Regions from separate parts of the Mus musculus genome. Here regions 1, 2, 3, 5, 6 and 7 are each linked to region 4. Evidence: chromatin loops called from intact Hi-C (ENCODE). Cell type or tissue: heart. All regions are shown on one strand. Links, peaks and the distances in the headings refer to the core of each region. The heading gives the core; the rest is flanking DNA. Region 1 overlaps Tnr (tenascin R). Region 2 has its middle 50 kb from the start of Mir1843b. Region 3 overlaps Gm31493. Region 4 holds the start of 4930562F07Rik (RIKEN cDNA 4930562F07 gene). Region 5 overlaps Cop1 (COP1, E3 ubiquitin ligase). Region 6 holds the start of Tnr (tenascin R). Region 7 overlaps Gm31493.

Region 1 (4,500 bases), core at 160-4,159, 270 kb after region 4:
TTTGTGTCAAAGCGTCAGGAGGGAGAGATGGAGGAGACTATAAAACAGCCACTGGCCTCCACAGGGTACACCCACACACATGACAGTCCGTGGGTCCCTTCAATTTTAAGGCAAGCAGAATGGTAATCCCTAGGATATTCATAACTCATGACATCATGTGGTATGTGCACATGTGAATGTGATTGCATGCATATGTAAGGGTGTACGTGTAGTTCCTGTGTGTGTGTTGTCTCTGTGTGTATGCAATGCCTGTGTGTGCATTTGGATATGTGTGTATATGTGTACGTACACATGCAGTGCCTGTGTGTGTGTGTTTATGTGTGTGTGTGTATGTATGTGCAGTACCACCGTGTGTGTTTGTGTATATGTGTGTCTGTGCTGTAGAGGCACAGACCCCTCTCTGGTGTCTCCCTAAGATATAAATCCCAAGCCAGGACTCCTTGTCAAGTTTTCTTCACATTTACCTTGGATTCTTATCTTCTGGAGCAGAGGCAGTATAGGTGAGGATGAGTGCTGTGGTGTGAGGAGGGGAGAGCTCTGGCTCCTCCCAGAGACCAGCAGTGAATTTGGCTCCCTCCTTCCCCTGATCACTCCTCAGCTGCTCTGAAAACTCTCTCCTTACCTGCCTCCTTGACATTTAGCATGATGCCAGCCCCCAGGCAGCAAGGAGGGGAGGGTGGCTCTTACACCATCCACAGACTTCCCTTTCCTCATTTTGATGGCTGTGGTTTAGTGACCATGGTCTCTATGGCTCTTCAGAAACAGTTTAAGGGAGTCAGTTTTATTTTGGTCCGTGACTTTAAAGGCTCAGCTCCTGCTCCCGTGGTGGCTTCTTTTCTGAGTTTGTGATGGGGTGAAGTATCACTGAGGCAGAGGCACGTGGAGGAGGAGGCCATTTACCTCATGGTGAACAGGAAGTAGACAAAAGGGGTGGGACTGAGAGCCAGCCTTTCTGGAACTACTTCCTCACACTGGGATTTGCCTCCTGGAGTTTTTGGAACCTTTCAAATTAATGCTGTCACCTGGGAGCCAAGTATTAACATGTGAGTCTATGGGAAGCTACTTCACATTCAAATGGTAACAGAAAGAAACCTTTAGTCTCTTCTGTCTCTTTCTTTTTAACGCTACTTTATTTTTATGGATATGTACAGACCACAGAAATGTAATCTGCTGCTGCTGGCCTGGCATGCACCTTTTTTGTCTATGGATGTGTGTGCGTGTGCTGTGTGCATACTCCTATAGAGGTCAGAGGTCAGTCTTGGGTGTCACTCCTCAGGAACTATCTATATTATTATTATTATTATTATTATTATTATTATTATTATTATTATTATTATTATATATAAGGACCAGAGGATCGTATCGCCAATTCAGCTAGTCTGGCTGGCCAAGGAGCCCCAGGGATCCTCTTGTCAACCCTGAGTGCTGGGGTTAGAAGCCTATGCTCCCATGCCAGTTTGAGATTGAATTCGGGTCTTTACACTTGCACAGCAAGCAGTTCATTCCCTCTTTTGCTTGCAGCTCTTAATAAACAAGTCAAGCTTTTAGAAATGAGAAAACATTTTCTCAATTAAACAGCAAGTCAAAAAGCCTAAATTCTTTTGGCAATTGAAAGCATGAGACTTCAAGCCTGTTGCCCATGTTCAGAGTTTATTCTCCTCTCTCTCTCTCTCTCTCTCTCTCTCTCTCTCTCTCTCTCTCTCTCCCTCCCTCCCTCCCTCCCTCCCCCCCTTCCTCCTTCTCACCTCTCTTCCCCCTTCCTCTCTCTCCCCCTTCCTCCCTCCTTTGCTCTTGCTGTTCTCAATCCCCTCCCTTTTTCATTGTTTAGTCTGATTTTTTAACTTCCTACTTGTGGACAAAGAATGGTTTCTGAGGCAAGAAAGGCTTTTGTCTCTGCACAGTCAGGGAGGTGTGCAGAACTCAAGGGAAAATTCCTCAGTTAATAGCACCAAATTTTCGTCCTAACACATGTAATGTGGAGCCAATTATGCATCTATCGTGTAAGCTTGTTATGAGGATTTAATGAGAGAATCCTGGAGAAACACTTAACACACAGGCTGGGCAGTATGTGCTAAGGGCTCAGTACATGTTTCCCGTTGTAACAGGCATTTAGTATCCCTATTGCGCCCTGCGGCTTCTTTCCTGTCCACTGGGGGAGGGGGGGGCGGGGAGAGGGGAGGGGGGAAAGGAAACAAACCCCAGGATTCAGCCACACCCCTCTTGGCAAGCCACACCCTCCTCTTCAGCCACGCCCTTCCCCTAGCAGAGGTGGTTTAGAAACTACTATAGAGTACCAGTGACCACAGCTGTTCTGAAAGCAACAGAGGAAGCTGATGAGTCACATGTCCTCTGATGTAGGAAGCCGGTAAGATACTTCTACATTCAAGGTTCCTCATGTTTAGCTGGTGACCCCTGAATGTCCCCAGTGGACCTGTAGCACAAGATAGACCTGGAGCGGTTCCTATCCCTAAGGCAGGCAGAGGTGCATGGGAAAGAAACGCAGTGTGGCTCTAAGCTAATAGGCTTTCTTCTACATCTAGAAAAGACTGGCCCGTCACTGTATCCACTGTAGGCAGCCCAGGAAATGCTACAGCGGCTTGGAAACACATCAGACATTTCTGGAGTCAAGGAAGACGTGGCTCTGATACCTGAGGGTCAATTTTTATAAGTCCCTGACTTCTGACACGTTGATCAGCCTGCTGATGTCGCTACTTGCTGACGTATTTAAGTGACAGTTAATCATAGGAGGTTCTACAAAGGCTTTAAACCTTTGACTTCAACAGTAAGGACCCAGTGGAACTGTAGAAAACACTGGAAAGTGTTGCCTGCCTAAGCAGCCTGACCTTATTCCATTTGCAGACCTCCACTGAACCAGCCAGAGAAACCTTATCTGCTCAGGGAGCTTTGCTGTCCTTTTCCCTCTCACACAGATGCAAACAAGTGTTTACAAAGGAGCGCATACATGCACACATATGTACAAATACACATTCATACACATACATGTACACACAAATACACACAGGCGCACACACAGGTATCTCTACCCACAGCAATGTCTATAGGGCATGCCACACTTGGGGTATCTCATGGAAAGCTAATCCTACACAATCCCTTTGGGCATCAGCCTCTTCTTTTCCTTCTTTCCCTATCTCTTCTGCAAGTATCAGAGTCTTGAATATATTGGGTGGCTCTGTAGACCATTTAGGAGAAATTTACATTTTGTGCTGGATCAGCATTAAATGAGCCCTGAAAACTAGATACTCATGGCAGCCACACATCCCCTAAAATGACATTTGTGAAGATATAGGTGCATGGCGGAGCAAAACAACACGGCTGTAAGGAAATAGAGAGGCTTCCCTGATGTGCCAGAGAAAGCAGGGGCTCTCCCCTCTGCTACTTAGCACACTGGGTGCTCACTGAACTGGGTTTACTTTGTGAAGTCACAGGAGAGAATGGGGTTTTGTTACCTTGTATTTGAGACCTGCCTGCCTGCCAGGGTTTCTCTCCTCTTGGCTTCCTACTTTGTAGCCCCAGGAGCCTCATACTTTCTGCTTATACTTTTCAGCTTCAGCTGAAGCCTCACGGTACTCAGAGTTGCTTTCTGAGTAGCTGCTCATCCGTCCATGCATGCTCCCTGTGGCACCAGCTCTCCATTTTCTTCCCCTGCTCACTTCTTCCTGGAGTACCCTCCCTCTTCCCCAGGACTCCAAACCTAAGCCTTTAACTTATATCACTCTGGTGAGAAATTTAGCTCTTTTATTCTCTTATCCAGCTTGGGCATCTCTAGAATAAACCTTGGTTCACCAAAGGGCCCTGCCTCATGTGACATCAGAGAGAAAAATGGTGATTGTAATTTGGTACCAGTTTCAGCTAGGCCCTTGGCAGGGTTTCATAACCTTTGTTTCTCTGTCCCTCCCCAATCAGACACTCACCCCTTTCTCTAAGACATGGTGGACCATCTTCTCAGAGTCCCCAGCAGCTGTGAGCTGATCTTTTAGGAATGACAGTACACAGACCATTAGATTCCACTTAGGTGGCCCCTAAGTTGTCACATCTTCCAGAGAGACCCACCTTACTGGAGAAGATACCTTTGAACTCTGGGTTAAGGTCTATGCTCTGGGACCCCACTGCAGCTTGGGTGACAGCCTGTAGCTTCTGCATGGCTCACTCCAGAGTAGTTTGCTCATCCTATTTGCTTAGTTTTCTGGACATCAAGTCCTAAAGAATGAAATCACCTATAACCTCTGTAGTTGCTCAGGACTGGCACACAGTAGGTGCTCAGTATGTTGTTTGTTGAGTGAACAGCTGATGTCCACCCTTTATGGACACATGATTCTGACTAAGTACATGATATGGACAGAGCCATGAAGGTCCAGGGCTTCTCCCTGAAGGGACTCATGAACATTCAGGGATGCCTGAAGAATTTATCTGCCTGAAGAATTATATGGGGATCTGAAAGCATGGCGACTTGCATCCTATGACAAGATGCTGTTGGCATCC
Region 2 (4,500 bases), core at 174-4,173, 690 kb after region 4:
TGAATTCCAGGTTCAGCGAGAGACCCTATCTCAAAAACTAATATGGGGAGTTATAGAGGAAGACACCTATTCTTAACCACACACACACACACACACACACACACACACACACACACACACACACACACACACACACACACAGAGAGAGAGAGAGAGAGAGAGAGAGAGAGAGAGAGAGAGAGAGTTTATTATCAAAGAATGGGCCAATAACAAACAATAAAACCATCTGTTTTAGGGAGGCATTGTAGGGAGCAGAGGAAACCCTGAGTGACAGAAGTCTTGGTGATTTGCACTGTTGCTATGAGCATAGCCATGTCAAAGATTCTATGCCTCAGCCCCATGGGAGTGGCTAAGCCTTCCCTGGGTGAGCCTCAGAGGCAAGTTCTCCACGGGAGTCTGAGTTCAAATGATTGACGAGTGTGTACAATCATTTGAAAGAAAAAAAACAAAAAACAAAAAACTAGCAACTGCAGCTTCATTCTCCTGGATGTCTGTAGCCTGAGACGGTCACTTCAGACACCTCCTAGCAAGTCTAGCTAGTCCCCCCTCCTCCGCCACCCCCTCCCCGTGCTGTACCTGATAAACACACTGAGGTTCTGGGTTACAGTAGGATAGGCGCCTTTCCATCAGAAGGTACACGCCCCACCTGATCTCAGCTTTCTGTACATGTGTCTGTCTGTCTGTCTGTCCTTTCTTTATTCCTTCACCAACCCCAGTCAGGGTTCTATGACCAAGCCATGTGGGTTATGGCAAGACATGACACACTGGAGACAGAGGCGGGGGGGGGGGGAGGGGGAGTACCACAAGTTAAATTAAGGCTAGCCTGATCTACATGGTGTCAGGCCAGCCAGAACTACTTAGTGTTAAAAACAAACAAACATAGATAGATAGATAGATAGATAGATAGATAGATAGATAGATAGATAGATAGATGATATGTTTTGAGCTCCCCTTGGGATGTTGTTATAATGGGTGTGGCAACCTATCTATGCCACATGAAGTAGGGACACAGCCTTGTTATGGTATAGGAGTTACAAGAGAGTGCACATATGGCCAGGTGAACAGGAAAGTAGACTACTGGTGAAGAGGAACAGAGGTGTGAGCTGTGTGCAGCTGCTGATGTGACTGAGCCCAGGCCACAGGGTGCGCTGTAGTGCAGCCATCTCAAGGCAGACGAGAAGGCTGCAGAGATGTGCAAAAGCCTGTTTCTTTAAAGCAAAAAAGGCAGAATGGAATGTGGTTGCAACTGAATGACTATGTGAAGGTAACTTTTTAACGCAAGAGTAATTGCGGAGTTAGGATATAAGAGGTCTGTTAGGTACTTAACTAACTTAGAGTTATCATTAGGTTTTAGATGTAAATGTGTAGTGCTTAAATAGGCAGTGCCTTTGAGAGGCTAGTAGACCCTCAGCCTCTAGGAGGGGCAAACTCAACTTTGACTGTGGATATGAGCGACTATGGCCAGAAATAAGAGTTAGGGGCAGTGGGTCACTACTCCAGGTTGGGGGGCTAGGCTGCATGTAAGAAGTGACCCATGGTGAAGGGTGCTGGGGAAAGTGGGTGCACTGTTTCTTCTGGGGCACTGTGTGGTCCAGAGCATAGCAGTGGAGAACTGCCTTTGAATCTGGAGAGAACAGCCACAGCACATATATAAGAAAATAGCCTATGGCTGGGGCTGGGGCTGGGGCTGGGGCTGGGGCTGGGGCTCTAGCTGGAGCTGGTAAGGGACATCAGGAAGACTGAACCGGAAGAATACGGGCCTGGATCAGCTTGACATCTTACATTTGTTCTGAGGGCGCTCTAGCAGGCCATCGGGTTGTATTGGGGGCGCTCCACTGTGGTAGACACACTGACTTGAACCTCCCACATCTGTGGCTGCGTCTGCTCTATTCATTTACTTAGGAGGACCTTGGAAACCCGCAGTCTGACATCGCCCCTAGTGTCCACCGGAGGAACTGCGTGAAGGCCGCCCAAGCCTTCCTTCCTGCTGCTACAGTCAAGCACCAGGCCTCCTGGAGAGCTGGGATTTTATATAAAGTCTTGCTACCTCTTCCAAATCCGCCTCTCTCAGGCTGCGAAGGTGAAAGAAGCAACACAACGCTTGAGCTTTCTGCTGCCTCACATTTGGCTTCAGCCAGGTGCCCCAGGGCAGGGTGGAGAAGAAAAGTCGGTCAAACACAATCCTTACCCTGAGCCTTCAAAGGATCTTCTGAAGATCTCCTTCACTTTTCTAGTCGGAAAACAAAAGCCACTGGGAGGGCCCAGTGAAATAGCATATGCCAGGCTTGTAGAACACTGTCAAGCCCAGGGCACTCAATTAACCGTGTTGTTGCTGCTCTGTCTATACTGAGGTCAGATGACCTGCATCAAGAGCTGGAGAGGGACCTCACGAAGCCTGCACAGCAAGGAAATGAGCAAGGATCAGGGAACACGGGATGCCAGGTGCATTAGAATTCAGTAGCTTCTATTGCAGTGGTTCTCGGGGCTTGTATATCAGATATCCTGCATATCAGATCTTTACATTACGATTCATAACACTAGCAAAATTACAGTTATAAACTAGCAATGAAATAACTTTATGGTTGTCGGGGGTCACCACAACAGGAAGGGCTAAAGGGAAGGTTGGGAACTACTGTTTTAATGTGCATCTAGGTATGCCACCAACCTTGTATATGCTCAAAAATTACTCATCAGAATGTGAAGTTTAAAGAGTGAGCTGATAATTTTCTTTGCTATATCTAAAAGCTTTGTCTCCCGAAGTACACCCATTCCTATTTCATGCAATGCACCATGACCCCCCCCCAAAAAAAAACAAAACTCTGTCACTTGCATTTTCCAGTCTTGTAGAGTGTTTGCACATGCTCAGAGGTGGGTATGGTTCACAGAAGATAGAAAACACTCCAGGTCATAACAATAATAGGACTACAGACTCAGCTAGTTCCCTTTTGCCTTCTAGGCTCTTCTATGGTTTAGGTACTGTCCTAGGTACTGACCCGTTTCTACATATTAGTGCATTTAATAAAACATAAGGTAAATGCTACCACATGCCCCTCTGCACGCGAGGGACCTGAGACATAGGTCTGAGAAAGGCAGAGTCGGGCAGCTCTGGTACCTGAGAGCAGATTCCTGGCCCACAGCCTGACCTCTAATGCTGATAAGTCGGAATGGGGCCCTGCTGGAGGAAGATGGCACAGTGCACACGTGTCGGTGTTGGGGCTGCCAGATGGGCTGTGCCATCGGGCCGTTTTCCCTCTCTAGTGTCATATACAAGTGTGAATTGTGCATTGATTCATACAAACACAGATACATTTCCATCCAAAGCGCTGGCCGCGCATTAGCCAGCTGCCAGCACTGTCTGTCGCAGGAGCGTCTGGTGTGCAGCCACCGTCAGGCAGATTTATGTGGAAAAGCATTTGCGTTCTGGACTGAGCCAAGCTGTACTCTGTAAAGCCTGCCCTCCCCTGGCCCTCTGCAAGACTTGAACCCTCTCTACACTCCCACACACCTCTGCAGCCAGCTGTCCCAGCATGTCTCTCTGGATAAAGGCAAATCCCCAAAGCAGAAGTGCCCTTTTCATAATTCGCCAGACAACCTTTGTTTCAGGATTTAACCACAAAGTAAGAAGCAAAGCTGAGCCTCCAACACATGCCTCTGTCCCAACAAAACTGGCAGCAAGTTTGAGAGACAATTAAAGATGGGTACAGCCAGATGTAGTGGCACATGCCTATAATTCTAGCACTAGGGAGGTAGAGACAGGAAGATCAGAACAGAAGGTTGTCCTCAGCTATGTGGTGAGTTTGAAGCCAGTCTGAGCTCTGTGCGACCCTGTCTCATAAAACTGACCAGATGATTTGGTAAGATAGCTCAGCTGTTTTTTGCCTTGTAGACAAGAGGAACTGAGTTTTATCCTCAAAACCCACGAAACAAACCAGATAATAGTAGTGAGTTAGGAATCCCAGGACTATGGAGGTGGGAAAAGGTGGATCCTTGGGAGTCACTAAGCCATCCAGTTTAGCCTACTTGGTGAGTGAGATCCAGGCCAGTGAGATGTGTCTCAAAGGATGTAGATGAGAATTGACATCTGGGCACATGTACAAATATACACACTAATGAAAATTAAAACCCAAAAAACCAAAATGGGGGGGGGTTCAAGACTTCCGGTCTATGTTCTTTGTACAGATGAAGGTTGAGGCACATAAAAGTTAACTCAACTGCCCTAAGTCACATAGTAAGTAGAGAAGTAGGCTTGGTTTAGTAAGTAGTCAAACATTGAACCTAATTGTTAGCTCTCATTTTCCCAGCTTGCCCTAAGTACGGTAGGCAGCTTTTAAAAACTAACAGGAGGGGTGTTCCTTTCTCACTCTCTTCTCACATTCCAGGGAGTGGGGATGTGCCCAAAAGACAGCTGGAGAGGATCTGGACCTGGGAGGTTAGGCCTTGGGTAGCTGCGGGATCTGATGGAGCCACAGGCTCTCAATACCAGTGGTCTATGGTAAACTT
Region 3 (4,500 bases), core at 155-4,154, 80 kb after region 4:
CCCCAGGCCACAGATTTACCTTCCAGAGCTCCAGTTGTCAACAGCCAACTGATACATGAAAATGTTCAATGAAAAATTCCTGAGATAAGCAACTCATCAGTTATAAATAACTTATATTTCCACATAGTTCTCTGCTTCATTAAGTTATTGTTGTTACCCTCTTACTGTGACTGATTTGTTAATGTAACTTTATTGTGGATATTTATGAATATGAGAAACAGTATATGTAGGCTTCAGTACTGTAGCAGTTTCAGGCATCACTGGGGGTGGGGCTAGGAACCTATTCCCTGTAGATGTGGGGGAATGTTGTATAAGAATATGTATGTATGTGTGGAGGGAGGAAGGGAGGGAGGGAGGGAGGGAGGGAGAGACAGAGAGAGACAGAGAGAGACACAGAGAGAGTCTCTGTGTGTGTGTTGAATGCATGTGTGTAGTGAGTGTGTGTGTGTGGTGAGTGTGTGTGAGTGTGTGTGAGTTTTTATGTGTGTGAGTGTGGTGTGTGTGTGCTGAAACCAAGACAAATCCGGTATCTGATATTGTTTTTGATTAGTAGCAAACATGTATCCACCACCATGTGCAACAACCTGTGTGGCGGAGTATGCGCAGAAAATAAAGTACTGCACTTGTTTTCTGCTAGCTCAACCATAGTGTGATGAGTGAACTCAAGAAGATGTAAGCACGGCGCTTCCAGTGTTTGCAGAAGGCTGCTCCTTGAGGTTCGGTTTAAATATATTTGAGTGAATAGAATTTTGACAAAGCAGAGATTAAGAAAAAGATATTCTAAGCTTCATTATATTTGAGATAAGTTGATAAGTCTAGCCTTCCTTCCTAATGTTCTCTCTCCTTCCCCTTGACCCATCCCTCCCTTTTCTCTTTGTGTGTGTGTGTGTGTGTGTGTGTGTGAGAGAGAGAGAGAGAGAGAGAGAGAGAGAGAGAAAGAGAGAGAGAGAGTGTGTGTGTGTTTGGGATAGCAGATGCCTGTAGGTGCTTTCTGGGGGGCTTGGAGGAAATAAAGAAAAAAAGGAGACAGATCAATTGAGCAAGATAGATTATGATTACCTTGGGAGAGGCATCCAGTGCCAGGCTATGGCATTAGGACTTCACACAGAAGATAATGGTGGATGTCTGACTGCTTTTAAAGAAGGGAGGGGAAGCTTGGAGTTTGAAGAATCCTCTGGCAATGCATGAAGAATAGACTGGAAGGTAGTCAGAGACTTGTGAAAGAGTCTTGGTTATTGCTGGATGAGGACTGAACCGTTGCAGAGGAGTTGGAAATGAATGTGAGAGGATTCACTTAGGAGAGGCAGAACCTGATTCCAGGTAGCAGAAGTCATTTTGGCTGGGAAAGGAGAAGTGGATTATGCCTTTACTCCCACTCCTCGATGGCAATCGTAACTTCTCTGCTGTGTCAGATGCTCATCTATCTTTGGCTCACCTACTCATTTGTTGAAAGCTGGGAGTCAAAGCTTTCATTTCTATGAGCTGGAAGATTCAGCCCTGCCATGTGAGGATGGTACTTAAAGGTCTGTGACAAAGAAGTGATCCCTAGAGTGTAGGCTGTGTTATGCCAACTGCAGGAGAGAGGGACTGTCCCTTGCTGTGTGATTCTGCCTGGTATAGAATTGAAACTGCAAAGAACACGTGTGAGGCTAGAGAACCCATGTGGGAACCTCAGCTAAGAGCAAGGAAAGGGTGAGCGCCATCAGTGCCAGCTACTTGCAAAGGGAACTCTGTGTAGTCTTGAGGTTGGGGAGGACAGGGGAGATCCTGCACAGCTGAGGAGACATGAAGTTAAGGATTCACGGTGAAGGTAGTTCAGACTTTATCTGCTGCCTAGCCCAAGATTCCTGTCTCTTACTGCTATCACAGGAGTCACAGGAGTATTTATGAAGATTTTATCATGGGATGTAGGTTTCTAAGACTACCAACAGGGTCACTTGTTATAGTGATGAGTATGATATATATATATATATATATATATATATATATATATATATATATTACCTCTTCCCTTTTGAAAAGGGAACTCCCTGTAAAAACTATAGAGTATTTAAAAATCCATACAATATGGATAGATAAATAAAAACAGTAAAACAGTTATCCTACCAGTAAAAGCAGGATATTTTTGTGATTGGAAGGCATACTGTTCTTTGCATGTATGTGTAAGGTGTACACATGAAAGTTCCACTCTAGACCCCATACCATCCCTTGTCAAATGCCAAACACATGGTGCTTTGTATTTCATCAGGTCATTATGATTCCTGTTTGTATTAATTTGTAGATGTTCAGAATTTTTCCCAAGGCCTACATCTTCCACCAGATCAGGACCAATAGGGAGTCAGACCTATCTCTAACATAACGAGTAACAAAAGTCCAAAGGGAGGCCTATCTATCTCTATAGCAGATGACAGGAAGGGTCTGTACAATCTGGGTACTTGTTTCTCTGGTGGCCACATGGTGTCACTTTTCAGGTCTAGACTGTCTTCACTTCCCTTAAAAACCAGCAGGCTTGGGCTCCAACAGAACAGACCTCTCTCTTCACATGCTCACTCTCAAGCTTTGTTTCCAAGACACTGTTGCAGTCCTTGTGGCACACTGTGAGGCCATTGCTGCTTCATCCATGAGGTGTCTCATGGTCTAGCTGTGTACATCTCAGGCTCCAGTGAAGACCCAAGTGACTCTGGAATATTCTATGGCAACAGAGTATGATCTTTTATTTCCTGTGCTTTTTCATTTTATCAACTCCTGTAACATTAAGGGACTGCACCTTTGATTATGTCTGAGAGCTGTTTCCAGAGAAGATTTAACAGAGGGAGGAAAACCTGTCCTTCAAGTGGGTGGTGCCAATCTCCTATGCTGGAATCCTAGTCTTGATGTTGTGGCCGGGCTGTGACAGATGAATACCCACATTATTCTTCTTTGATTATTGATCCATCAAGATGTAAGTGAGTAAGTCCCTGCTGCCACTGACAAGAGCTGGCCCCAATGGCATACCTATCCCACCAATATGAACTGTATCTTTCCTTCCTTTCATTTTTTTTGGGAAGGTCATTGGTCACAGCATCAAGAAAAGTAATTAATATGTCTTAGTTACTTTTTGATTGCTGTGACAAAACGCCACACCAAGGCAACTGTACTGTCTGGTTTTGTGTGTCAACTTAACACAAGAGAAAGGAGCCTCCCTTGAGGAAATGCCTCCATGAAATCCAGCTGTAAGGCATTTTCTTAATTAGTGATCAGGGCTGGTAGGGCCCACTGTGGGTGGTACCATCTCTGGGCTGGCTACCATCTCCTGGGTTCTATATGAAAGCAAGCTGAGAAAGGCAGGGAAGCAAGTCAGTAGGTAACATCCCTCCATGGCCTCTGCATCTGTTCCTGCTTCCTGACCTTCTTGAGTTCCAGTCCTTACATTCTTTGTTGATGAATAGCAATGTGGAAGTGTAAACTGAATAAATCATCTCCTCCCCAACTTCCTTCTTCCTCACGATGTTTGCACAAGAATAGAAACTCTGACTAAGACTAATTGGTACCAGCCTAGTGGGGTATTCCTATGACAACCTGACCATGTTTGGGGAGGACTATCTAAAGGACTTTGGAACTTTGTGCAAGAAGAGCCATTCGGAGTTAAGAGCTCTGGGGGATGTTCTGTAGATGCTTGGAAGATAATGTTGAGAACAGTGCAAATGATGGAGGCCTGGCTTGTGAAATTTCAGAGGGAAGAATAAAGACTAATCAGGGCAATTGCTATTTTGATTGAGAAGATTCTGTGGTTTTGGTTAGCTGGGGCTGAAGAATCAGCTGTGATTAACAAGATACCAGAACTACTAAAGTGAAACCTTTGCATTACTGGGACTATTGATGTCAGCTAGCTGGAACTAAGAAATTAGCGGTGATTAAGAAGAGACCAGCATCATTGAAGTGAAATCTGGGAAGTATTTTCTGAGAGCACAAAGAAGCTGTGTTCCAGAGAAAATCAAGTTTGTACCTTGTGCTGCGTGTGGACTTGGTAATGTGTAAGAGTCACCCAGGTGGTACTGGTTTGAAGGCATGAAGGGGTCATGCAGAGCAGCTGAGGCTCAGTACTGTGAGAGGTCATGGAAGGCCATTGGTGAAGGTGCAGCCTCAGTTGCAGTTGATGGCCCAGTACTAAAGGGGTCATGCAAAGTATTTGAAGCCTGGCACTATAAAGAGAGGATATTGGTAAAGCCTAGTTGCAGGGGAAGACTCCAGTGTACTATAGATGCCATTACTATGGGATGATCACCAAGAACAGCTGCAGTAGTGAAGTAGATGAGCCTGAACTTAGAGTGCTACAGAGGGCAGAGTTGGAGAAGTGACCCAAGCCTTTGAAGGACCCCAGAAGATTGTGAATGATCCCAGATATTGTACAGTTAGAGTTTGATTTTGCTTTTGATTGTGACTGTGTCCTGATATTTTTCCCTCTTGAAAGAATAAAGTATTTTAGTGGAGCTCAAAGTTAAGAGACTTTGAATTATAAAA
Region 4 (4,500 bases), core at 162-4,161:
TCAAGGAGAGGATCAACAGAGATGATGGGAACCAATCAATCAGGTTGGCGCCTGCAGTCTGGGGCAAGCAGGCTGCTATATCCACTCTTGCCAGTAGATGGCAGTGTTGTCTTATCAGGTGCCTTTCAAATCAAGAGAGACTCTCCCACAAAGGGAGGTTCTGGAAGGGTCCCCACTTCTCTGTTCCTTCCTGGGTAACTCTGTCTTAAGAGTTACCCAGTGGGGCCAAGTCAGCATCCAACCTGCACTTAGTGGTTTCTCCGGCAGTGTTTCTACCTGGATTAACACAACAGGTAAGCAGGCACCCCCTGGAAGGGGTTGCCTAGCTCATTCTTGGTTGTGTCTAGCCTGCAACCTCTCTATCACAGTGTGCTAGGCTGGTCAGTGTGTAGAAAGTTCCAGGGATATTTCAAAACTCTTCCTAAAATGCCCCTGTGAGTGAATTGTTTCTGAGGACACTTTAAGTTCCAGTTCCAGTGTTATATAAATAAGGTTACCAGGTTAGCTCATAAAACCCTGCTCATTTATAGAAGACAAACTTCTATATAATTATATATAAAGACAGCAAAGAATAGTTCTGAAGCCTGTAAACTTTAGCTCTTATTATATTTGGCTTGCCAGCTTTTTTAACGTTTTAAAAAGATTTATTTTAGAATTACTTATTTGATTTTATGTGCCCAAGTGTTTTCTGTCTTTGTATATGTATATACACAGGCACATGCTTGGTGCCCATGAGGCTAGAAAAGAATGTTGGCTCCCCTGGAACTGGAATTACAGATGGTTGTTAGCTGCTATGAGGGCCTGAGAACCAAACCTGAGACCTCTGCACCAACAGCATTCGAAACTTTTGCATGCTTTTTTTCCTCACTAGGAGATATGAAGAGCCTGTTGTAAGGCTGGTTTTCTGTGAATTGTCAAGAGGACTATGACAGATCATGGGTGGAAGAGAGAGAAAGGCTGGTGAAAGACAAGGAGGTTGCTGGAGTGTGGGTAATTCCACGCCTTCCTCCATACATTTCTTTTTTGATTTCTAGAACACAAACCATGGTTTTCCTTCATTAATGACACTTAACTTGAGCACTTAAGCCAGGCTCAGTGCTAAGTGGTTTTTCTTTTTTTTTTTATGTATTTCTCCATTTAATTTCTGAAGATAAGTTTTAATATGGAGGTAACATCACAGGCATAAATTACATGTGAGAACTGGTGTGGGTCCCAGGATCTGGACAGCCCTAGTCCTCAGCCCCAGCCCTCGGTGCTCAGGGACTCTCGTCTATTCTGCCAATAGCATCCTTTCTCCGCTCACCCAGTGCAACTCTTTGCCAGCCTGACTTGATGCTAGTCTTGGTGGATGTGTCCCTCTGGGAAAGTGACAAACACGTTATATGGTTGTGGTTTGTTCCTTTAGGCCAGTTGTGACCCTTCAGGACAAATACTGTAGTATGGGCTCAGTGGACTTGGCACCTCGAAAGAGCTAAAATCCTTTGATATGCATGCCCTGCCATTACTGAATAAATCGTGATGCTTGGCCCCATGGGAATCTGAAAACAATTCAATAAGTTGAACCTATGACCGATACAGTAAGTTGTCCGAAGGGAGTTTTGTTGCTGCTGCTGTTCAAGCTTGTGTGCCTGTGACTTTGAATTCAAGAATAATCTTAAGGGCAAAGGGCAAGCAGGCAGCAGAGTACTCCAGTCAGTTGAGAATGCTAATGGATGGTTGCATTGCGCAACTCTGTCCTAACGCTCCGAGTGTGGGTGAGCCTGAGCAGGCAGAGCTGATGGAGCTGGAAGGGTGGTGAGCCAATGAGATGCCTGGGAGTTGCACTATCGCCTCTGGGCGGCCCCTCCTCTGCATCAGAAACTTTCGCAATATTCTAGAGACTTGAATAGCAGGTTGAATGAAAATACTCTGTCCCCTGGTTGTCATAGCTTTGTAGTGATAGGAGAAAAGCTGAAGGATCAGCCGAAACTGCGAAACAGCCTGCCTTGGGCAAGACAGGAAGTGTGCAGCTGCGCCGTGGGTCTTCCTTCTCAAGCTTCCGTTAAACAGCGCAGCTGTTCACTAACACTGAATTACTCTTTCCACAAGATGCTAGCCTCTGCCATTCAGGGTGGTGTTCCTAGCCATAGGGTGGCTATTGAGTGCTTGAAATATGGCTGGCATAATTGAGCTCTGGACTTTTAATCTAATTTAATTTTAATGAACAGAGCCACATGTGGCTAATAGTACCAGATTGGGCAGTGCCAGTCGGGAACATTTCACCATCTTGTTTCTGTTGGCCCGCACTCTAGGTAAGCATTGTTGGGAAAGGAATCAAGAGCATCCAAGTCATTTCATTTTCTAACTAGGGCAAAGTTGTGGTTGACTTAGAAAAAGGATAAATGTGCTTATATAAATACATGCACATAGACACAGGTATCTGTGTCCCTTGGTCCTTTGTTTCTTAGCACCAGATTAACCCAAAGGTTATTTCTTCCTTTTCCTATGAAAGACATGGACTTCAGTGGAGAAATGTTTTCTAAGTGTCGCCAGGGAACATCAGTATGTTTTCTGCAGCCGTTGTTGCTCAGTTCAGCTTCCAAAGTCGCCTGCTTTGCGTAGAAGGGAGAGATGCCACATTTCTGGTCCTCAGACCTGAGATTCTAGGAGGCCAGGGACCAGGCAGGAAGAGCCTCTGCTTCTGTCAATTCTGTGTGAGAATAATATCTCAGCGGTAAGCCAGTGACTCAATCCAACGTGCGAGGAGGATTTCATTTTCAAAACATTTATTTAAATAAACTTTTATATGTATTTGAATTTTACAGAAAACAAAACACTGACAAATACTGTACAGCTTCGATCATTCATATGAGCGATTCATTTCTTGAAAAAGTGACTGGCTTTTCTTTACATCTTCCTGTTCTTTTTCCTCTTCCCAAGAAATCAAAAAAAGTCTATTGGACACTGGATAAAGACCCCTCTGACTGTTTCTGAGTGTGACTAAGGCAGGCCAGAAGTCCAGTGTGGGTGGGGACAACCCCAATGCCCAAGTCCATGCCAGTTGAGAAGGTCTCTTCTTTATGCATCTTCTTTTCAAATTTTCGAAAAAGATTTATTTTATGTGTATGAGTGGTTTGCCTGCATGTATACATGTGTACCACATGCATGTCTGGTACTTGGGTCTTCTACAGAAGCAACAAGTGCTCTTAACTGCTGAGCCATTCCTCCAGCCCCCTGGGGCCTCTTAGGTTCTTCATGAACTTACTGTCCCCAGATGGATCAGGTAGGCACAAGTCCCAAGCACCTTACCCTAGGACTGTATCCGTGGCAACTCTGGAATAGACCAAGGGAAACAGTGTCTGTAGAGTCATAAAGGAATGAATTGGCATGATGCAAGGAGAAGCAGTAATATGAGAAGAATTGTCAGGGTGAGGCAGGGCGACAGGGCACCAAGCAATACTTTGGGCTTCTGCTCTCTGGTGTCTATGGGAGGGCCTATCACTTCATGGGCCCTGTATCATCCTAAGTGCTCTATCAAGGCTGTCGGAGAGTCTGCGACAGGAAGAGGTGATCCAGTCACGGTTGGGATTCCAGGATATAGAAGCAACTGGGAACTGCCTTTCTGGATGGTTTATGTCAGGAACTGGCTCAAGTCTATTTGGTTAGAAAGCAGTAGGTACACTTGTGTCCAGAGTCAGGGGCTTTGTTATGGCAATCAGGGACAACTGACTGCTGTCTTAATTCAAACTGGCAGCCAGTTGTCACGGAAACCGTGTAATTTGTATGGTCCCTGATTCCGGCGATCCATCCTTGCAGACTGTTATCTGACATCCCATTTCTGCTGTGTCTTCACCTCTACCCCCAAGTCTTCTGTCTTAGGGCAACTGAGAGAAGTGGGAAGAGCATCTGGTGGGTACCAATTGGCAGAGAAGGGGAGAAGACTGGTCATTCTGTGACATGCGGAGGACAGCCAGGTAATCCACAACCAGCTCCCTATGTGACAAGGGGGCAGAGAATCAGGAAGTGTTGCTTTGGTCAAAGAGGCCTGAGGGTGGAAGGCTTGAGTGCCTAGTGGCATTGAGGTGATGTAGGATGAGCGGGTGAAATGTGACTGTCTGCTAGAAGGCCCAGGTAGCCACCATTAGGTAGCTACCCTCCAAGGGCCTGGAGCACATCGGGAGTAGACATGAGTACCAGGTGGCCCAGCTGAGCAAGTAGAGTACAACTTTACATTCATACAGTCTCATCAATTTTGGGAATTTTTTTCTTGCTGCTGTAATGTCATAATTTGGCTATGTCATTAATTAGACAGTGATTTTTCTACTGTCTATAATGGTCTCCATGGGGACAATATTTATAGAGCTCCCCAGTAGATGTGCAAATGAGCCGTTGGAGTATAATCGCTTCCAAGCTGGGAATTCTCTGCCTTTGTAACATGGCCACAATACAATCAAAATGCCAAGCAATTTGTTTTCTTTGACTGGGGAGGAAAGGCTCTCTTCCACTCAGAAAGTGGCATGG
Region 5 (4,500 bases), core at 232-4,231, 790 kb after region 4:
CTCCTGAGTGATGGGATCAAAAGTGTGTACTAAGTAAGCTTTTCTAACTTGGACCTTGCTCACTTCCAGGCTGACCTGGGACTCAAGGAATCTGTTTGACTCTGACCTTGGAATTAAAGGCATGTACCACCATTCCTGGACCTAAGATGTTCATGGTGACTAGACCTCAAGAGCCTAGCACAGATGTCTCCTTCATTTTTAGATTGTAGTTCCTTCCTGATTAAAAGTCCAAACGAAAACAATAACCAGGTCAAAATAAAGCCTAACATGATATAACTATCCCTTATTCAATGCAAGCACACAAACAATAAGCTTACCTGCAAGGGATCTTGCCCTTTAGTCACCACGCCCTTCATGCCATTTAATATCCTTGAACACAGGATTTAGCTCCAGTTTACTTTCTGGTACGGCTTTAATCTTTCAACCATATATTTTGTATTTTTCCTTTCTAAGCTTACTATGCTTGATCAAAATGTTCTTCATGAAAGTAAAGCAGAGGGCAAAGTCTATGCTGGACTTTTTTTGACTTCCTTTGTCAATGAAATTAATCCAAATCTCTTTACCTCTTCAGATGAGAGCAAAAATCAGCTGTATTCTTCACCAAAATAGCACAAAAATCTCTAGGTTGTTACATACTAAAATTCTTCTCCTCTGAAATTTCTTGAGCCATGCCTATCAAGATCTAATCACCCCAGCACCAGTGTCTTCCATGCTTCTACTAGTAGGGCCCAATAATTCACACTTAAAGTATTCCTCTGCTTTACAAAGTCCCAAAATCCACACTCTAAACAAAAACATGGTCAGGCCTACAACAGCAATTACCCCAGTCCCTATTAAACTGTACCTCTGAAACTATAAGCCAGTGTCAATGAAATATTTGCCTTTATAAGAGCTGCCATGCTCATGGTGTCTCTTCATAGCAATAAAATCCTAATCACGACATCTACTAAGCAAATTTTAAAACTCATAAGCATTCTTCAATAAATAATACATTACAATATTACTCTGGGTGAACACTGAAGGTTATCAAAAACAATCTTTGTAAACATCTACTATAAAACAAAGTTCAATTCCAATAGTTTTAGCAACTAGTTGAACACCACACAGTATAAATATTAAATTGAAACTCTAAAACATTCATTATGAAATGCCAGTTAGAAAAGATAGAAACAGGAGCATAAAGGACCTAAAAAATGCACTACTTTGTATTTTTACCAGTATCTCACTTGAAACTTTAGTCCCTGGGCCCTGATGTGAGCAACCGAGCACCATAAAGGTGCGGGGGGGTGGGGGGGGTGGGGGTGTTCAAATCTAAGTTCTATCCACAGCACAGTGTGTTGATCCTAGCCTAGTCATACTTCCCCTTATTTCAACTTCCTCTCCTATAAAATAGGATTGACCACAGTATCTTAAACTAAATATGAAGTAGCAAAAATAATAATCCACAGCATGAGGAGCTGCATCAAAGGGTCATGATATTAAGAAGGTTAACAACCACTGTACTATGTACAGGGATGTAAAATTCAAATCAGAAATTCATGAAGCAGCACTACTATACACTGAGATAGTTTAAAATATGCAATTTCAAACCAATCCTCTCTGATGGCACAGAAAACAACATGTAAAATGTGGTGTGACTGGGCTGGAGAGATGGCTCAGTGGTTAAGAGCACCGACTGCTCTTCCAAAAGTCCCGAGTTCAAATCCCAGCAACCACATGGTGGCTCACAACCATCCATAATAAGATCTGACTCCCTCTTCTGGAGTATCTGAAGACAGCCACAGTGTACTTTCATATAATAAATCAATAAATCTTTTTTTAAAATGTGGTGTAACTACCATATTTAAGGAAAAAGTAGGAAGTGTTTTTCCATAAGTTGTTGTTATTAAGACCATATAATAATCAAGAGAATAAATCTGGACCAGCCACCCAATTCCAACCTTGTCAACTATCTAACAGAAGAGATTGCACAAAACATGAGAGATAGCACAAATAAATGCTGCCACCTTGTGGACTAATGGATCTGGTATAATATCCACATAAGCAAAGAAAACAGGAGATTTATTCAGTTTAGTATTTTTCTTTTCAGAAAATCTAGTTTCAGTGCAATAAGGTAATTGGCACAGATATTATGCAATTTTATGGTAATAATATTAATAATTTGTTCTGGCCAACATTGTTTTAGTGTTTTTTAAGCCCATTTCATTAGAAGAAATCAAAGCTTAGAATGAATTACCAATATCCTTCAAAGTACAAAAAGGAGTCACTAAAATTATGAAAGTCTCAAAGCTCCTTCTTTCTTTCTTGCTACCTATTAGTCTTCATTTCTTCTGTGGGTATAATAAACTTAAAAATTTGGAAATATTTCATTAAGAAATGTTAATTTGATATAATTGGGAGAAAATAAAAAAGGCTAATTAACCGTAACAATTAAGTACATCTACTTAATTTGTAAAATTGTAATGTAAAATATTTAAATGTAAATCATCTCTTTGAATGTCTACTGAAAATAGGCTAAATGTAATACAGCCTGGTGGTTTTACAATGTTCATTATTTTATGAAATGGAAAATTGTATATAGTGAGAAGTTTGTTTTTTTTTTTTTTTTTTTCCCGAGACAGGGTTTCTCTGTAGCCCTGGCTGTTTGTAAGCACAGGCACATGTGTGCACATGAGCATATCTGCATGCAAAAGTCAGAGGTCAACTTTGAATGCCATTCTTCAAGTACTGTCTATCTTCTTTTGAGGCCTACAAAACAAGGCAGTAGCTCGAAGATCTCCCTCAACAGCATGAGCATAACAAGCGAGCACTACTATGCCTGGCCTTTATTTCACATGGGCTCTGGGTATCAGACTCAGGTTCATCTCTGCTTTTAAGGCAAGCAATCATTTGCTGTTTTGTACCACCAGCCCCAGAATATGTTTCAAAAATACACTGTCAGTCTCTGCTTTGTATATTTTTATTTAGACTACCTACAGCTATCTCTCAAATTAAGTTTTTATTACTGTATACTAGTTGTACAAGCTATAGAGTGAACTTTGATCATATTCTTATATTCCATGGAAAGCTTTACTGGAGAATCAAACATTAATATTCAGAAAGAAATATACTAGTTCTATACAGACTTGCAAAATTGAAGGAAGGACGTAAAGAGCACCTTCCATCATTACACTCAGACGTCAGATATAAAGAGAAACTGCCACCTCCTGTCAGATGGATGCTACTGAGCATTCTAATTTGCTAGCTCCGAGTAACTGGGAGGCAATGTAGCTTGCAAATTCCAAGACTCAAAGACATGTTATAGCTGCTTCTCAAATTTAGTAAGTTTTCTTATACTTTTTAATAAAAGAACACAGTAAGAGCAGTGGCAAACACTTACCTAGAAACTATGCTGGAACCATTATAGAGATCACTAGCATAAGACAATGTGGCCAACGGTCTTACTGAGTTGTATCGAGTAAACTTGGACAAGCATTCTTGAAATTCATCTAACTGGCTTGCAGTTCTACTGTCATCTGGGTCAGAAAAAAAGCAAATTAAATGAATGACACTATAAAGGAAGCAAAGAACAATATCCTCATATTAAAAAATTATTTTTAAATAAAAAGTATTTTTGAAGATTTTTTTAAAAAGCAGTATGCTCAAATTAATTAGGTGATCTTTTAGCTTTAATAAAAATGGTCTAGGAATTCACTGAAACATCTTTGTATTCCAATAAAGTATAAAGGCGATCTCCTCTAGTTTTAGCACTGATTTCAAGGGAAAATAAAACAATGAGAAATCTTCTCATGAACATAAATCTTTCATTAAAATCAGATCCCAGCCATCAGCACTGATAGTAACTGCTGGAGGAAGATCTACATGTGGTTAGGTATTCGTTAGTTTAACAAAGTTTGTTTAGAGGGATGTATACTTATTCCACATTTATGATCAAAGCAAAATTATACAGTACATATTAGGTAAATAATTGAATTATTTTAATTCCTATTCTCAGTCATAGGTACAAAACTGTAATGTATAAACTGGTGATTCTCAAAGACAACAGTAATGACATCACACAAGGTCCCTGTGAGTTAACTATTTAAAGTTAAGCCATCTGAGGTTTAAATCGTAACATTAATGTACCAAGTAGTTGTCAACTTATCTATTCTTTAATACAGAGGCATGCTTGAAGTAAAGCACAATTACAATACTCAATTTTTCAAGGCAGTTGGAAATCTGCATTTTAAACTTTTCCAAAAGAACTAAAAACACAAAACAAACAAAAACTACAACATACAATTATTTACATACAATTATTTACATTAGTGCCCTAAGAGATTAAAATGTTAAATTATTTATTTTAATGTATTTTCTATAACTTTATTTTTTTCTCATCCATGTGCACACAGCATTTTCATCATAAACTTTTCATGATTCTACTTAAACTTATTATCTGAAGAAACGATAGACAAAATTAAAATGCAAAAAGTACTAGATGACACAAACCATTTTTTTAAA
Region 6 (4,500 bases), core at 159-4,158, 560 kb after region 4:
GCTTTTTAAGCATTCAGGGACCAGTTAGTTGGTAGAGAAATCATCCACTTACTGGTACACACTGGGGGAATGTGAAGGGAAAGGATGGAGTATGAATGAGTCTGTGTGGGCTTCTGATTCTCTAAAGTTGCATGCTTCAATCTTTTTCTACCATTACAACCTCTGACATCTCTGTCTTCCCATCTCTAAAAACTACTCTCTGCCATTCATTCTAGAGACACACTGAAGTTTCTAGTTCTGCTGCTTATAATCTCAGGGTGGAGATGGAGCTAAGGAAGGTGGTACTGTTTCTTTCATAACTATATCTCCCACCTAGAAGTTTCCCACAATCCAAAGTAGGGAACACTTTACTCATGTTGGAGAAAAGCCCAGGATTTTGAATTAAAAACCGTAACACAAGACATCACTGGGAAGAAGGTCTGTGTCTAACTCCACCTACCTGTCCCTCCCCCACCCCATGAGGAAAAGAGTGAGCAGAACCTCAAAGGGTTAGAGGCCAACCAAGTTTAGGCTTTATCTTGCAAGGAGCTGCACATCCCTCTTGGGATACTGGCTCCCAGGAAACTTTGGTAACTGAAGGAAGCCCCCAAGGCCACTTGTTGAGGAGCTTCATGTAGTAGGATTGAATAGAACTCAGGGACATGAGGGCAGGCAGATAGAGTCTCTAAGGAAAAAAGCAAGATAGGTAGAAGTAACTTATTGAAAGTATTGAGAGAGAGGAAGATGGGGGAGGGAGGAGAGGGAGGAGAATAGACAGGAAGACAGAGAGGCAGAGAGAGACACAGAGAAAGGGAGAGAGAGACCATGAAAAAGCAGTAGAATGTAGTAATGCCAGTCTACCATCTGTGAGGCCCTGGAGGCCCTGGGTGGGAGCTGGAGAAGACACTTTCAGGCTTGGGCCAGTCTAGGTTTTCCCCTGACTCCATAGACAAGTGAAGACAAACCCTTTCCTCTGGGCTGCTTGTCACTGACAAATGCCCCCAGGAAACAGGGGAGAGTGGACTTTTTTCCTCTCTCCAACCAAGGGTAAGAGAGAAGTGGATGGTCTTCCCTGCCTGCTTACAAATATAGTATAATTCGAGTCAGTCAGCCCCTGCCAGGCTGAGTATTTTCCTTGAAGTGTGAAATTAGAGACCTCAGCCCCAAATTTACCCCCAGCCTGGGGCTAACCTGTTGCATCTGCCCACCAGGAACTGACACCAGGAAAGGAAGCAAAAGGTCAGGTTAGGCTGTCACTACATCAAGAATCCAGGTAATCCTGGGGGGTGGGGGTGGGGGGAATGACATTTTAAAATATTGCTTCTCCAAGCTCCCTCCTGGAAGCACAACTTTTAACTCTACCTCCACTCCTGTCCCCCAGGCTTTTCCTGTAACACTTTCCCACCACCTATGGCTGGGTATGAAAGAGTTAATTTAGGAAAACCCAGGACTCTTTTCCCCAAACCCTCCCTCCCAGCTACATATAAAAAGGACAGCCTCACACGGGAGACTAGCACAATTACAAGCCTGCTAGCTCCGACCTCACCTGTCTTATGCAACAGTGCACACACATACATTTGCTCAGGCTCACTCCCAAGGCCAAGGTCCATATCCCCCTCTAATTCGGTAGACACACAGTTTTGCGCCTTTCTCCTTTCTTTTCTCCCTACGCAGAACCCCGCTTTATCGGCAGCCGAAAGAGATGTAACCTTACAGCCAAATGGCTTGAAGAACAAACATGCATCTAATCGCTCTCCGTGGTGCTGAAATCTCGCTAGCAAGGAAACAGAGGAGCGCAGTACTCCGGACTTACCCAGGTTGGGGGGTGGGTAGCCGGAGAGCAGAGAGCTAGAGCAGCTTCCAAAGCAGAGAATTCTTGTACGTTCGGGCTGGAGCCAGCTGATGCGCTCACCTAGAGCGCCCACCTCTCTCCCTCTCTTGCCTTCCTCTTTTTTTCTGAGAGGCAGAGAGAAGGCTTCACGAAAGAAACGAAACAGCAGCTGGTAGGTCTACCAGTAGAAGGAGAGAAGAAGCAACCAAAATAAGACCAAAAAGTCAGATGGCTTTACTCCACTCGTGGTAATTTCTTGGGTCAGGGAGGACCTCTTCTTTCCCTGTCTCTGAGGCTGCCCCAGCTCTGTCTCTGCGTGTTGAGCCAACAGCCTTAGCACAGTCGGTTCCTGCCTCTGACGTGAACGAGATGAGGAAGCCTGGGACCGCTCTGCTGTCTCTCACAAGCTCTCTCTTTTCCCCTCTTACTGAAATTTCAGCAGCATATTTTTAAGCTGTTTTTTTCCCAGCCTTCTACAAGTAGCCCCCTAGTGGACAGAAAAGCAACGCGTCTTTGGTCCTCTTGAACAGTCTGAGTTCAGGCTCCCTGCACCCACAAACTCTTGGAGACTGCTTTTCTAAAGAGTCAAACAGTCCCAGTCCTGATGGAGTCAAAGACTTCCCTCTGGTGAGCCTGTAGGAAGACAAAGGGCCTTTTGCTGATCCTTTTCCTGTAGTTGCAGTAGGAAAACCTGATATGGTATTGGGGAGGGGTATGCCTTTAGGATAAATGTTTGGCAGAAAAGGGGCAAAGGAGGTCTCTGCTCAGACTTGGAAAGGCAAGCTTACACTCATTAACTGCCCAGTAACTCAGCCACCTGGAAAGTGCTTTGGAACTTATGTCTACAAAGTCAGTCTTAGTTTTCGGCTGCCACTCGTGCACTATACATTTTGCTTCTCTGTGGCTCAATTCCACTGTTTGTAAAATGTGGATAGTGCTGCCCCCTCCCTACTGAATAGGAATGCTGAAGGAACAGAGTAACATACAGCTGACAGGAAATTTAACTCCAGTCTCATCCAAAAGCTTTGCTTACATCTGATTCACCCTTGACATATAATAATAGCTAACTTTATACAGCATTTGTACCAAGTGCTAAGCATTGCTACTAATCCTTACAGGTAACATCTCATTTAACGCATACATTAATCCTACAGTGCAAATGCTCCAATTGCATCTTTTAGACTGAAGGACTGAGGCAGAAAGGGATAAAATTTCTTGTCCAAGATAACAAAGCTAGTGCTATGTCACTTTAGAAGTCACAACATTTAAAGTAAACATGAGATAATACCTACAAGTGATCATTGTTGGTATTCTAAATAAAGTGCCTAGGTTGTTCCAATGAATTTGCATGTGGCTGAGTTTTTAATAAAATATTTAGAACTATATGTGCCAAATGAACTGTGGGGATTGCTATTACTTTTGAAAATCTGCTAAGAAAATACATTCTCTTAGTGATTTGGGCAGTTTCACAGATACAAAAACCAGTTGTGAATCTCATGAAATTGGAAAGTACTGGGTATTAGTAACAATTCACAGGACACATTATTTAATTTCTACACCTAAAGCAGATCACTGCCTGGAGCCTAATACAGTACTAGGATGGAGCCAGCAATTTGGTGAGCTGAACTCCTGCAATGCCAGCTAATGAGAATCAAGTAAGATGTGGGCATTTTCTTCAGAACTTCAGTCATGAATTCCTTACCTAATATAACTTGCTTTAAGAAATCTTTGGATTAAAAGGAATGAGGAAGAGCAAAGATGGGATTTGATGTTTTGCAAATCACAGTTCCCATTTTTATGGAATTTGCAGTTTCTCAAAGTGGAAAGAAAGGGCAGAGACCAGACAGTTCAGAGGCTGATGCCAAGACACGGGCAGAGGCAATGTAATAAATGAGAACACGGGCAAGAAAACTAACTTGACCAGAGGGCTGCAGGCTTCCACAGAGCACAGTATCTAGGATGAGACTGGAAGCATGAGGGTTATTTTAGCAAAGGGCCAATGAGAAACTGAAGCTGAAGGCATGGCAAACTCAAGGGGATGAAGAGAGAGGGTTGTGAACCTTCCAGGGTAAATATTACCTACTATTTACAAATGAGGAGGCTGGGTCACACAAATTAACTAGCTTTCTAATGATCTCTTGTGCTCAAATCAAAAGCATGTGTGTTTGACTCTAAAATCATTGTATGTAAGATGCACTTTCTCTTTTCTGAAGTGCACATACAGCTCTGTAAGGATTCTAGCACACACATTAACAAGCATGTGGCACCTGCAAAAACACAGAACCAGTGATCAATGAACATCAGGAGAGAAAGCCACAAAGAAACACTAGTCAGTTCAGAACAGGATCAATCAAAGGTAAAATAACTGTTTTTACTACATGTAGAATTGTCAAATGCATTAAAAAGTGGGACTACTTCGGAGCAGCTAAGATATTGGAAACTTGGATTTGAGTGGGGCAGGATACAGAGAGGATAAGAGAATTTCACGTTAACTTCTGTGAGCTGGAGGAGGGAGTTCTATCTGGGAAGGCTGATGAGGTTTTCAACCAGGAAGTTGTCATTAATCTGGACCTTAATGAATTTGGGTTCTGAAACTTATCCTCTGTTGCTGTCTACAAACTATGAGATCAGATTTGTCTGAAAGAAGAATGGAACATTTAAGAAAGAGAGGGTAGATCACTGTAATATAA
Region 7 (4,500 bases), core at 163-4,162, 73 kb after region 4:
TGGGACGGCTAGTATCAGATGTTAGGTTGTCTGCTGTTGGTGGGAGATTGTAACCCATCCTTCATGACCTAAAAACCATCAATAAAAATTCTGCTAACGTGCCATGCCTGTAGAAATGATTGCTTTTAGGGGAAGAAGATAGGGCTAGGCGAAGAAGGTGCGAAATTATGGAGAGCAGAGAATAAGAATTCGGCAAGGGCAGGAAATTGGAGCCAGAGGTGAGAAAAGAATACCGGTTCCCTAGCAATTTTCAGAAATCTCAGGGCAGGTATTTGAATTTTTTTTCCTGAGGTCATAAAAATGGAGGTTTGTGCTAAACAGAAATATATTTCAAGGAATATAATGATCTCTGCTGATCCCTGAGCAACTCCGTTCTGAAGCATTTGACTTTCTAGAGCGGGTTTTTTTTTTTTTTACTCTGTCCCCATTGTTTGTTCTCCTTTGACTCTGGGCACAAAGGCACTGTGACCTTCAGAGATGGATCGTGCTGACCTTCTCTTAGTCTTCTGAGACAGTGACTGCCCAAGGAGAGGGAGACCTGGGAGCTTGCTTGAAATAAAGGTGGGGAAGGAAGGAGTTAACGCAGCACTAAGAGTAACATGGAGTAAAATAAAAATTTTGGTCAGTTGAAAAGTGTTTATGAAACTTCACTGAGTCTCCTACTTGGTCACATGTAGTACCTAGGAATAACAATACTGCTTTTATCTGGCAGACAAGAGCCTATCACAGGATGTTCGGGTGGGGAGTGGGGTGTTCAGCGAGAGATGGGAGAAAGGACTAAAGAAGGGGTACTAAGTTATAGTCAGATGGGAATGGAGAGTCCTTGTGTGCTGTTGAGGACCAGGTGGGTATAGATGGCAGCAATGCACTCTACATTTCAAAAAGCTTGAGGAGAGTGTTGGAGATAGGTATCTATTCATAAGCTGCTTTGAACATCATGCAAACAGGAGGCATGCGTGCAACCAGATAACCCACGGAAACTCCCTGACACATATAATATTTGTTTGTATGTCTCATGTAAAGATAAATTTAAAAGTCATTTGAGATTCAGACAGGAACATCAGTGAGTTTGAAACCAGCGTGGGCTATGTTGTGAGACTCTTGTCTCGAAAGCTAATTAATTAAAACTGTGAGGCTCTGATTTTCAGAGAACGTGAAACATGTTCTTGCCCAGCAATGTGATTGGGCAGAGGAGGGACAGGAGTGAGGCAGGGGTGGGGCAGGGAAATGGCACTATGTTAGTTCCTTCCTTTCACCTGGTGGCTAGCTAGGTTTGGCCCTGGGATTTAGTGTGTAGAGTTACACTGTTTCAATTGAGAATAGACTGCACAGCGGAGCACCCCTGCCTGCTAAGTATACCTTATGTGTGTTTTGACACTGCGCAGATATTCCTTCCTGAGGAACTCTTTGGTGCTTGTTAAAGGGACTCTATGGGAGGCTAGACAGAGAAGACTAATGCAGAGCCACAACGGGAGGAGTCCTGGAGGTAGAGCCTATAGATAAATACACTCATTTCCAGCTTAATTTGACCATATAGACCAACATTCCCAAACTCTTTCTCTAAGAATTTGATATGCAGTGGACTCTGGAGGTATGTGGTGTCTCCCTGCAGGGTGGGAGAAGATGGAGCTTTACCTGATGACCATGCCAAGTCTTATATTTCATTGGTGGTGTCTCTAGGGCTGCGTGGTTCTGTGGGAGTTTAGGAGAGGGGAAACAGAATCTGAAGGTGATGACTGTGTGTTGGGGCATCCTAATGAGAGCCTTTCACCCCTAGTGATTCATCTACCAAGCATTTATAGGGTGTAGGTAATATGCTAAGTACTGTGAACACAGAGATGAAAGTATGCAGACCCTGAAGGGATGGTGCTCACCACAGTTCTGTTCTGAATGTTGGTGGATTACACACACTGCGGTGGCTTTTGATGTTCACATGACTTGGTTCCATGACCTCTTCAGTTCATCAGCTACTTTGTCCTGTGCTCCTCTGTGCCGCAGACACGCTGGCCTCTTTGCTGTCATCAGAACACACCATCATGTGCTCCCTTCAGGGATTTTGGCAAAAAATGGTCTTCCTCATGACTTTCATTTACTCAAACATTACTTCATTCTGTTCTCTCTATTGACGGTGCAACTGGCTCTCTTCCAGTATGCCCACTCTTCCATCTTTCACTCTATTTTTGATACTATCTTTGTTATTACCTGATAGAATCTAAGGTCCAAGAGCACGAGAAACATTTCAAGCACACACCGGAGCATAACTGACAATAGCACTGAATAAGGGACTTGACCAAAGTCATCGCACACAGCTCTACATTTCTACAACAGGCCTTTGTCAGGCTTTGCTTGAGCTGAAATATTCCACCCTGCCTTGAGCATCATCCTTAGCCTTGTATCAGGAAGCCCTGTCAGGTGCTCCAAGTGACCCTACTGCATGAAGACCTTCCTTCCTGTGCTGCTGCTGGAAGACCAAAGCAGCCAAGAAGGAGAGGGGACATGTGACTTTGGTGGCAGATGTTTCAGGAGCACGATTTTCCTAGCTTTGTCAGAACTGAGCAAGGGGAAGTTCTTCAGAGGAGCCTGTCTTTTGTTTGGGATCCTGTTTGTAGTTTTCTAAATATGGCCTGAGTTCCACCCATGCATTTAGTTCTCCTGCTCCTTCTTGGCTTCTAGACACATGTGGCCACCATCTGGTCTCCCTGTCTTAATGGCTCAGGAATTCCGCCTCTTCCCAGGGTATCTCTGAAAGTCCCGATGAGTAAATATCTTTGCGTTCCACATCTTCAGGCCTTCCCCTGTCAGGTTTGATTGTTTTGCTGGTCAGCCATCTCTGGCCTTGTTCTAATAATTTCTCTAGAATTTCCATGGAGAAACCATGGTCTGGATTCCCCCAAACAGCTATTTCAGGGCCATATACATGTGATATATTTCACTGAGAACCTGGTCTGACCACAGGAAAATTAAAAAAGAAAAAGAGAGGAGTTTAGTACTTTATTCCATCATCAGGGTCTGTTGGTCATGCTTCTTCATGGGTGGGCACTATCTTTAGTTGGTCATCTCTCTTCTGAGGCCCAGCCTGATCCATCACTCCAGGACTGGATTATCTGACCTATGTTCTTCTCATATCTCATCATTATCAGAATGGATCTTGTTTTATTATTTTATCATCAATTTTGATGTAGTTACAGGAGTCCATGCCTCCAACACGACTGTGCTTCAATTGCTCTGATATAACAAAAGTTGGAACCATGTCTGTCTGGTGAACATCATATAGCTCTAGAGCCTTCAATACTATTGTTGGCACATAACTGTTTACTAGTAGACACTGCAGAATGAGTGGATAGCTCAGACTCCATCTAAAGGACCTGGTTTTCTATATTTTATGGGTTTTAAGAATCTAAGTCATGTATGATGGTGCATCTCTTTAATTCTAGCACCCAGAAGATAGAAGCAGGTGGATCTCTGTAAGTTTGGGGTCAGCCTGGTCTACATAGTAAATTCTAGGATATCCAGGGCTAGATAGAGAGACTCTGTCTACAGAAAAAAGCAAAACAATAATGACAGCAACAATAACAACAACAATAACCACACAGAAAAAACAACAATGACAATAACAACAAAATAGGAATCAATTCAAAATAAAACCACAAAAATATGTATTTTAAAGAACATTTCTCAATGTGGCAACTAATTTAAAATTTTTAAGATGTTGTATTGTTATATATAGCATATCGTTAGGATTATGGGTGCTCACCTTCCAGCCTGGGCTCATCACTGGAGGCCCATCTCAGATACTATGCTAAGCATCCTGGGGGTGGAAAGAAAGATGGTAAGACCTTTGAGGGGAAACTGATGCAACAGGAGGGAGGAGAGCTACCTTTTACTCACTCCCCCAAAGAGCTTCTCTCCTTGATAATGTCTTGGGAGACTCACCAAGATTTTAGGAGAGGATAGGGCACTGAGGAAGACAGAGCCCTAAGATCCAGAGAACTGGGGCTCTCATCCCCCTGTAATGTAGCAAGTTGTTTCAGAAAGGTTAGAATCAAGTGGACCTGTGGAGGGAAAGCAGTGCAGAAAGCAGGTACAAGCAGGAGGAAGCCCTGGCAGAAGCAACTCCAGAGCCCTACGGAAAGGTGTGCAGTGGTGACTGGAGAGAGGGAACCCATGGTCAGATTATAAAAAAATGTGTATAAAGGTGTATTGAATTGTACTGCTTTTTAAGAGTTTGCAACCATGGCACTTGGCACTTACAGCCTACTATCCGGATAAAGCTAAGGTGTCAGAGGACTCCGTGGGTCTGATGAGGGATTATCAGTGCCAACCTGATAGCCCCTCCACTGTGACCTCAATACTAACAATGCTTGAAGGGGGGTTCCTGATATCTGGGCCACAGCACTTGACCCTTTTTTGTACTCTGTGAGCCCATTTCTCAGTCTTCCTCTTTTCTTGTACTCCCTAGGGAGAAGGAAACCAGTTGGTTCAAGCTAGTAGACAGTTGGG

Evidence for each region. Peaks named below come from ENCODE experiments on the same cell type or tissue, not always from the same donor. Only the 100,000 strongest peaks of a DNase experiment are listed, where the experiment ranks them.
Region 1: it touches region 4 in a loop (2.3-fold over the local background); 2 of 42 quality-filtered maps call a loop at or near these places.
Region 2: a loop joins it to region 4, with 7 times the contacts of the local background. A loop is called at or near these places in 22 of 42 quality-filtered maps.
Region 3: it touches region 4 in a loop (2.1-fold over the local background); 2 of 42 quality-filtered maps call a loop at or near these places.
Region 5: a loop joins it to region 4, with 3 times the contacts of the local background. A loop is called at or near these places in 8 of 42 quality-filtered maps.
Region 6: a loop joins it to region 4, with 9 times the contacts of the local background. A loop is called at or near these places in 13 of 42 quality-filtered maps.
Region 7: a loop joins it to region 4, with 2.4 times the contacts of the local background. A loop is called at or near these places in 2 of 42 quality-filtered maps.

Annotation. Positions count from the first base shown.
Region 1 is chr1:159,810,734-159,815,233 of GRCm38, reverse strand. All of the region lies in intron 2 of Tnr (tenascin R), which reads right to left. Among named protein-coding and RNA genes, the nearest start is that of Gm31348, 29 kb to the right of the region's middle. In heart, for the core only: no CTCF peak of the experiment used is centred there; a DNase peak (open chromatin) is centred at 2,283; H3K4me3 peaks cover 451 bases.
Region 2 is chr1:159,387,673-159,392,172 of GRCm38, reverse strand. No RefSeq gene overlaps it. Among named protein-coding and RNA genes, the nearest start is that of Mir1843b, 50 kb to the right of the region's middle. In heart, for the core only: a CTCF peak has its summit at 1,946; a DNase peak (open chromatin) is centred at 1,902.
Region 3 is chr1:159,996,516-160,001,015 of GRCm38, reverse strand. The region is part of intron 1 of Gm31493; the gene reads left to right. Among named protein-coding and RNA genes, the nearest start is that of Gm31667, 26 kb to the left of the region's middle. In heart, for the core only: a CTCF peak has its summit at 2,461; no DNase peak of the experiment used is centred there.
Region 4 is chr1:160,076,836-160,081,335 of GRCm38, reverse strand. It overlaps 4930523C07Rik (RIKEN cDNA 4930523C07 gene), which reads right to left. Exons shown (of 3, transcript NM_001162896.1): 3 at 2,749-4,500. 4930562F07Rik (RIKEN cDNA 4930562F07 gene) reads left to right here and starts at 3,351. Exons shown (of 3, transcript NR_038031.1): 1 at 3,351-3,407; 2 at 3,846-3,953. In heart, for the core only: no CTCF peak of the experiment used is centred there; DNase peaks (open chromatin) are centred at 185 and 1,785.
Region 5 is chr1:159,287,920-159,292,419 of GRCm38, reverse strand. Cop1 (COP1, E3 ubiquitin ligase) reads right to left here. Exons shown (of 20, transcript NM_011931.4): 11 at 3,380-3,515. Among named protein-coding and RNA genes, the nearest start is that of Mir1843b, 50 kb to the left of the region's middle. In heart, for the core only: a CTCF peak has its summit at 2,023 (motif pointing left); no DNase peak of the experiment used is centred there.
Region 6 is chr1:159,521,508-159,526,007 of GRCm38, reverse strand. Tnr (tenascin R) reads right to left here and starts at 2,239. Exons shown (of 23, transcript NM_022312.3): 1 at 1,793-2,239. In heart, for the core only: a CTCF peak has its summit at 2,306 (motif pointing left); no DNase peak of the experiment used is centred there; H3K27me3 peaks cover 1,728 bases.
Region 7 is chr1:160,003,616-160,008,115 of GRCm38, reverse strand. All of the region lies in intron 1 of Gm31493, which reads left to right. Among named protein-coding and RNA genes, the nearest start is that of Gm31667, 19 kb to the left of the region's middle. In heart, for the core only: no CTCF peak of the experiment used is centred there; a DNase peak (open chromatin) is centred at 2,605.